Linked DNA regions of Homo sapiens: region 2 is linked to region 1. Evidence: read pairs that join two places in POLR2A ChIA-PET (ENCODE). Cell type or tissue: K562. All regions are shown on one strand.

Region 1 (4,000 bases):
CTGTCTCTGTGAGCCTTAGTGCCTTCATCTGTCAAATGAATGTGTTGGGATAAATTATTCGCTGCCCTTTATAACTGGAACTTTCCTGGCATCTGCTCTTCTAGCCTTCTTTCCTGTGTCTTCCCTTCTTGTACCACATGCTCTGGCCCCTACACAACCCAGGACGCTTCACATGCTCTGAACATTCCCACTTCTGACTTCCTGCCTTTATTTAGAATGCTCCTTCTCCTTCTTCTCCAGATGACCAAATCCTTCACTTAAAGACTCAAAGATACTGCCAACCCCCCAGGAAGTTTCCTCAGTTTCCTTGATAGGAAGTCATTTATTCAGCTGAGGAATTGCATAGCCTGGTATCTGACATCAGCACCACCACCCACTTTTGAGCACAGAGCCATGTTTGGATTATTTACATACCATCAGGTCTAGGTCATCTTTGTGTCTTCCCCAATGCCAGGTTAAAATAAGCCATTTAACTAAATAACAGCAGGTAATAAATGGATATTAAATGTTAACCAATATTAGCTATCAGCAAGTAATAAACACCTATTAAATTGTAAACTACTATTTTTAATACTAATGATGATAACAGATGTTTGTTAAATAAGTAAATGAATGAAATAAATTGCAAACCAAAAAGCCTATGAAAATATGCCAAGTTTTGTTAGGCTGAGTCCCTAGAAATAAAGTCAAAGGACATACATTCCCTGGAAACATCCAGGAAACAGAGCCAGTGTTTGGGGCCAAGATTTCCAGTTGTACATGTGTAGATATGTTTAAATTTAAAGACAACCCATAGGAATCTTAAAGTTTTGAATGGGTAATTTACATCAGATTTTAATCTCATCATCTTGAAATTCTCCATTCTTCCTATTTGAATAAATATCCTCACATATTGAATACTTTTTAAAAAATGAAACTTTAAAATTTCAAAAACAGTATGACTCCTTTATTAGTTTAACTGAAAATGGTACATAAATAAATCTCAAATTCAGTGGTCAAATATGACACCAAGCTACCTCAAGTATTTTAATATATAAATATCTACAGGTACATGCCTGGTTGGAAACAGTCATTGCAAATGAATGAAGGCAAGAAGCTGCTATTGAGCACTGTGGAGTAAGACCTGCAGTTATGGAAACAAAGTGTCTCTGGGTCTCAAGGAAACTTTTTTTTTTTTTTTGCTTTTGAAATGGAGTCTTGCTGTGTTACCCAGGCTGGAGTGCAGTGGCAAGATCTTGGGTCACTGCAGCCTCCACCTCCCGGGCTCAAGCAATTCTCCTGCCTCAGCTTCCTGAGTAGCTGGGGCTACAGGCACCCACCACCATGCCTGGCTAATTTTTGTATTTGTATTTGTATTTATTTTTATTTTTATTTTGAGATGGAGTCTTGCTCTGTCTCCCAGGCTGGAGTGCAGTGGCGCATCTCTGCTCACTGCAAACCCCACCTCCTGGGTTCAAGCAATTCTCCTGCCTCAGCCTCCTGAGTAGCTGGGACTACAGGCTACAGGCACCCACCACCATGCCTGACTAATTTTTGTATTTTTAGTGGAGACGGGATTTCACCATGTTGGCCAGGCTGGTCTTGAATTCCTGATCTCAGGTGATCCACCTGCCTCAGCCTCCCAAAGTGCTGGGATTACAGGTGAGCCACTGCACCCGGTTCAAGAAAACATTTGACCATGAATTCGAATCAGCACCAAATCTTCACCTTGGCTAGTGAGAGGGCACAGCAAGCATCAGTGAGGCTAGGAATGGAGAAATGTTTCTGACACTGCCTTTCTTTTCTTTCTTTCTCTTTCTCCTTTTCCTTTCCTTTCCTCTCCCTTTCTTTCCCTTCCTTCCTTTTCTTTTCTTCTTTCTCTTTCTTTCTTTCCTTCTTTTTCTTTCTTTCTTTTCCTTTCTTTCCTTCTTTTCTTTCTTTCCCCTCCCACCCTCCCTCCCTCCCTTCCTTCCTTTTCCTTTCTTCTTTCTTTCCTTCTGATCCAAAAGTAATGCAAAGTTATATAAAATTCAAACATTGCAGAGTACATAACACATATATCATAATCTCCCCAAGTTCCATCCCACTTCAGCCCATCCCCATGTAATCAATGTTAACATTTTGGTGTACTTGTATGTTCTTCTGATTTTTTTCCTATGTATGCTAACATTATTATTGTTATCATTGATTTTTACCACTCGGGAACTTGCTTTGCCACATATCAAATCGCTAGCATTATGACATACGGATGTGCCCATGTCTTTGCTGAGCAGATATTACCAAGGTTTCACTTGATGAACATCTTTGTGTATTATATCTTTTGCTTATGACATTACTTTCAGACAGGGCAGACTCCATCTTCAAAAGCTGTGGAGGAGGAGATCCAGCGGATTTCTCAGTGATAAAGCAGTTAGTCAGCAGAGTAGTTTCAAGGCAGATTAGATAAACCATACTTGAGAACAGCAGAAGGAATCCCACCACACCCACATTCAAGGGAACTTTCCCAGAGGCTTGGATAAACCCAGCTCTCTGCCCTCCTCCCTCAGCAGCCACCACACAAGACCAGATTTATCTTTGGAAACCAAGCCAGTTATCTTCCATACCCAGTTCTCTCTGCAACACGTAGATCTGGAGGGCATTATCATATCACAATGTGTGTAAAATGCATAAAGAGCAGGCTATCTCATCTGTGAATTAGAAGGATGATTGGTGTGAGGAGTCAAGAAGTTCAACATTGAAGACTTTCAGTGGTGGGTGGGCGGGGGGCAGTGAAGTGGGGGTACATTCGAAAAGTCTTCGTATAATTAGGAGAAAGGTTGGCAGCTTCGCACCCATCTAGCAGCCCAGACCCAGTGCTTCCATGCAGAGCTCTCAGCCTGCAGGCTCCTCGGAGAGCCTCTGGAATTCCTTCTGACTGGCTGGAAGGGTGCCTTCCCAAGCAAGGCTCCTCTGAATGGGGGTTTGCTTTGTCCCTGCTCAGCCAGCCTCCAAACCAGTCAGGTTCTGGTATGAGAGAGAAGAGCCCCTGCTTCCTATTTGGTGAGCACTGAACTTCTGAACTTGTGAGTGCTTATGATGTTGTGAGGGCTGCTCACTCAAATAAACCATTTCTGACCTTTTTCTTTCTTTTTTTTTTTTTTTTGGCTTGAGTCAAATTTCCTCTTTCTCTGGGTTCATGAGGATTTAAAAATACAGTATCATCCAATTTGAACTTCTCCAACCCTCTCATTTGACAAGGAAACTGGGGCCAAATAATGAAATGACTAGCCTCAGGTTACACTTTGTGAGTAATAGAGCTCTTCAGTTCCTCCACATTCCTTCTTGTCTTTGAATTAGTATCATCAACTCGTTAACATCAGGAGCTATCAGAACAAGTAGGACTTGCCTATTAAAGGGTCCCTGTCTTGAATGCCACAGAGAGAGATTTATCAAAAAAGAAATAACAGCAATAATAATAAATTATTATATGTGTAATATATTTTTATTTTTTAATGTAATAACTATTATTATAATGATAACATGCCAGGCACTGATCTAAGTGCTCTAGACCCTGTTAGTATCTGTTGCTTTTTTCTCTCTTTCTTGCTTTGCATTCTCGTGAATTGATTTTTTTTTCCAATTTCATTTCCCTTAACTTGTTTGGAAAGTATATGCATTGTGTTTCTTATTTCAGGGGTTACACTAGCTTGTTTAGCATTCTGACCTAAGGTGAAGTCTGAAGTTGATATCTTTACCTCACTCCTAAATAATCAAGAACTTTGGACAACTTTAATTCTAGTATAAGCCCAGTATGTTAATTCTCTTTTTTCCCTCCAAAAGTTGAACATTGTTATAGTTTGTTGTTCCATAGTCAATGTTTGCTGAGATATGCCCTCATATTCCATATTCACTGCTCCTTTTTATTTATTTATTTTTTTGAGACAGGGTCTCACTGTGTTATCCAGGCTGGAGTTCAGTGGCGCACACAGGCTCACTGCAGCCTTGACCTCCTGGCCTCAAGTGATCCTCCCACCTCAGCCAC
Region 2 (4,000 bases), 540 kb before region 1:
CTCCTGAGTTCAAGCAATTCTCCTGCCTCAGCCTCCTGAGTAGCTGGGATTACAGGCCCCCACTGCCATGCCTGGCTAATATTTGTACTTTTTAGTAGAGACAGGGTTTTGTCATGTTGGCCAGGCTGGTCTCGAACTCCTGACCTCAGGTGATCCGCCCACCTCGGCCTCCCAAAGTGCTGGGACTATAGGCATGAGCCACCGCGCCCGGCCTAATTTTTGTATTTTTAATAGAGATAGAGTTTCACCATGGTGGCCAGGCTGGTCTTGAACTCCTAACCTCGTGATCCGCCCGCTTTGGTCTCCCAAAATGCTGGGATTACAGGCATGAGCCACCATGCCTGGCCAGATTCTTTACCTGTAAAAAAGGAACAATCACACCTACCTTTTAGGATTTCTGGGCGAATTAAATATAAATAATGATAGGCTTAGCACACTTCTTGGCACAAAATATGTCAATATGTTGTAGCTATTATTAGTACAGAACTCAGGATCATTTCTCTTGGCATCAGTTTCTACAGAATAATCCTATTAATGTTGGAAATGTAGGTGATTAAGTTGAATCCACACTGACACTCTGACATAACCTGGAATTACATCTTTGAATAATCCTCAGGATCAGTTGGCTTATTTAACACTTTTCTCTAGGGTACAGAAAAATGCTAGTTATTTGAGCTTTCTAAATTTAGCATGCCAAACCAATAAAAATTTACCAGTTATCCAAAAGAGATTGTGATAAGTTTTCTATTACTCACAACCGTTGACCAGTTACTTTTTGTTTTTGTTTTTGTTTTTTTGAGGTAAGAGTCTCACTCTGTTGCCCAGGCTGAAGTGCAGTGGCACGACCTCGGCTCACTGCAACGTCGGCCTCCCAGGTTCAAGCGATTCTCGTGCCTCAGCCTCCCAAGTGGCTGGGATTACAGGCGCCCACCAGCACGCAAAGCTAATTTTTTGTATTTTTAGTAGAGACGGGGTTTCGCTGATCCACCCGCCTCGGCCTCCCAAAGTGCTGGGATTACAGGCGCGAGCCACCGCGCCTGGCCAACCAGTTACTTTTGCTTGCACCAAGTTGATCATTCTTACCCCTAGATGAAAAGCAGTATCAAAGCACTTTTGGTTGCAAATGATGGAAATTCAATTAATATTAGCTTAAGCAAAAAAGAAGGTACTGACCTCAATGTTGCCAGAGCTCTGCTTCCTTGTGTGTGCTGGCATCCATCTGCAGATAGCTTCTTCCTGCACAGCCTGATGTTAAGACCATGCGCAGCTTCAGGCTCATGCGGTTCTTTCAGTTTGAAGGCCCAAGGAAAAAAAGCTCCTTTCTTTCTTAGTAGCTACAAATCTTAAAGAAATAAATTTTAAAGATAATTCTGGACGGGCGCGGTGGCTCACGCCTGTAATCTCAACACTTTGGGAGCCCGAGGCGGGTGGATCACGAGGTTAGGAGATCGAGACTGTTCTGGCCAACATGGTGAAACCCCGTCTCTACTAAAAAATAAAATAAAATAAAATAAATAAATACAAAAATTGGCCGGGTGTAGTGGCGTGCGCCTGTAGTCCCAGCTACTCAGGAGGCTGAGGCAGGAGAATCCCTTGAACCCGGGAAGCGGAGGTTGCGATCGCGCCACTGCACTCCAGCCCGGGCGACAGGGTGAGACTCCGTCTCAAAAAAACAAGATTCTTAGTTCAGAGTAGGTGGGGCACTGTGCTCATCTCGCGAGAACCACATGGCCAGGGGAGGGGCGATTCCCCAAAAGGAAATCAAGATCTGATTCCAGACAAAAAGGAATGGTAGGGGGGTTCAAAGAATGGTAGGGAGGTTCATCCCTGTGAGGCTGGTGGGGCGGGGTGTCTAGGAGGGTGTCCCTGAGGTTTCTGGGGGGTCGCGGACACTTCTTGGGGGATGCCCAAGAGGCAGGGCTCAGTAAAGTCTAATTTCAGAGCTTTATTTGCACTATCCCTAAGTTTCCGCAGAGTAATAATTGAATTAACCAGTTTTCTGTTTTCTTCTGTCCTTCATTTGTTTTAGGGGAGGGTTCGAAGAGATGTGCCTGTACCTGCAATTGGCGTCCTCTCTTCTTTAGCTGTTATTAGCTCTGAGCAGTCCCTTTTGTATAGGGAATTGTGTTAATTTTTTTGTGCACCCAGAGCTATGTACCTTTTGAAAGATACATGGGAGGCACTACTGAAAGTACTTTTTTTTTTTGGCGTAAAATGGATAAATTTGGATATCATAAAGGCTGTATAAGTGTGTTCATGTGTTCTAGAGCCTTTCCTATTTCTCTAATGGGGAAGATTATCAAATAATGAGGAATATAAACGTAAGTGTGCATGGCTGTCAATGAAACAGGGAAAGCAAAGGGAGCATGTATATTTACCCAGGAATACAGTACCTTTCTCTTTCTCTTTCACTTTTTTATCTCATTCTTTACTGTTTAAAAAATATATTATTCCAGTTAGAACGAATAATATCTAGTATCTAATAGCACAACAGTATGACTAAAGTCAATAATAATTTCATTGTACATTTTTTTAAAAAACAGAGTATAATTGGATTGTTTGTAACACAAAGGATAAATGCTTGAGGCGATGGATACCACATTTACCATGATGTGATAATTACACACTACATGCCTGTATCAAAATATCTCATGTATGCCATAAATATATATACCTACTATGTACCCACAAACAATAAAAATTTTTAAAAAATTTTTTAAGAGGTATGGTAGAGTGTGCAGAAAAAACAATAGATGCCCGGCTGGGCACAGTGGTTCACACCTGTAATCCCAGCACTTTAGGAAGCTGAGGTGGGCAGATCACCTGAGGACGGGAGTTTGAGACCAGTCTGACCAACATGGTGAAACCCCGTCTCTACTAAAAATACAAAATTAGCCGGGTATGATGGCACATGCCTGTAGTCCCAGCTACTCAGGAGGCTGAGGCTGGAGAATCGCTTGAACCCAGGAGGTGGAGGTTGCAGTGAGCCTAGATCACGCCATTGCACTCCAGCCTGGGTGACAGAGTGAGACTCCGTCTCAAAAAAAAAAAAAAAAATAGATGCCCACAGCAGATAGTTTGGGTTGGATTACCCAAAAACAAAGACTTCAGCATGGCCATCTTGACTCTATTAAAATATACATTTGTGCCAGGTGCGGTGGCTCACCTGTAATCCCAGCACTTTGGGAGGCCGAGACGGGTGGATCACCTGAGGTCAGGAGTTTGAGACCAGCCTAACCAACATGGAGAAACCCCCATCTCTACTAAAAATACAAAATTAGTTGGGTGTGGCGGCACCTGCCTGTAATCCCAGCTACTCAGGAGTCTGAGGCAGGAGAATCGCTTGAACCTGGGAGGTGGAGGTTGCAGTGAGCCAAGATCGCACAATTGCACTCCAGCCTGGGCAATAAGAGTGAAACTACCTCTCCAAAAAAAAAAGTATTTATTTCATGAAACCACATACAAATGTTTCAAAGGGGCATTGGGGTGGGCCATTCTTGACTCATGAGTATTCTCTATGCTAACTAAGCTCCACATATGGTAAACATCTGCCAAAAAAAAAAAGTTATCCTCATATGTTCTGCATCCTAAGCAATAAAGTGTGTGCATAATTACATGAAAAAAAGGGAAAATTATCTTTCCATATTGAAAAAGCAAATCAGACCACTAATAAATAATAATCATATACAAGTACATGAAAAAGTAACAAAGGAAAAATGTTTCTTCATATTAAAAAAGCAAATCAGGAAATTAATAAATAGTGGTCTAAGAGTTCTTCATAAAATTTTGCCAATTTTGGCCCAGCGTGGTGGCTCATGCCTATAATCCCAGTACTTTGGGAGGCAGAAGCAGGCATATCACTTGAGGTCAGGAGTTCGAGACCAACGTGGCCAATATGGTGAAACTTCGTCTCTACTAAAAATACCAAAACTAGCTGGGCATGGTGGCAGATGCCTATAATCCCAGCTACTTGGGAGGGTGAGGCAGGAGAATCACTTGA

Evidence for each region. Peaks named below come from ENCODE experiments on the same cell type or tissue, not always from the same donor. Only the 100,000 strongest peaks of a DNase experiment are listed, where the experiment ranks them.
Region 2: POLR2A ChIA-PET joins it to region 1 with 8 read pairs; 1 of 35 experiments calls an interaction of 5 or more read pairs at or near these places.

What each region holds. Positions count from the first base shown.
Region 1 is chr1:92,444,237-92,448,236 of GRCh38, forward strand. No RefSeq gene overlaps it. Among named protein-coding and RNA genes, the nearest start is that of GFI1, 41 kb to the right of the region's middle. In K562, no CTCF peak of the experiment used is centred here; DNase peaks (open chromatin) are centred at 2,495 and 2,875.
Region 2 is chr1:91,904,653-91,908,652 of GRCh38, forward strand. It overlaps a transcript of TGFBR3 not described here. Among named protein-coding and RNA genes, the nearest start is that of TGFBR3, 21 kb to the left of the region's middle. RefSeq lists an enhancer at 1,512-2,012. In K562, no CTCF peak of the experiment used is centred here; a DNase peak (open chromatin) is centred at 1,729; H3K4me3 peaks cover 2,060 bases.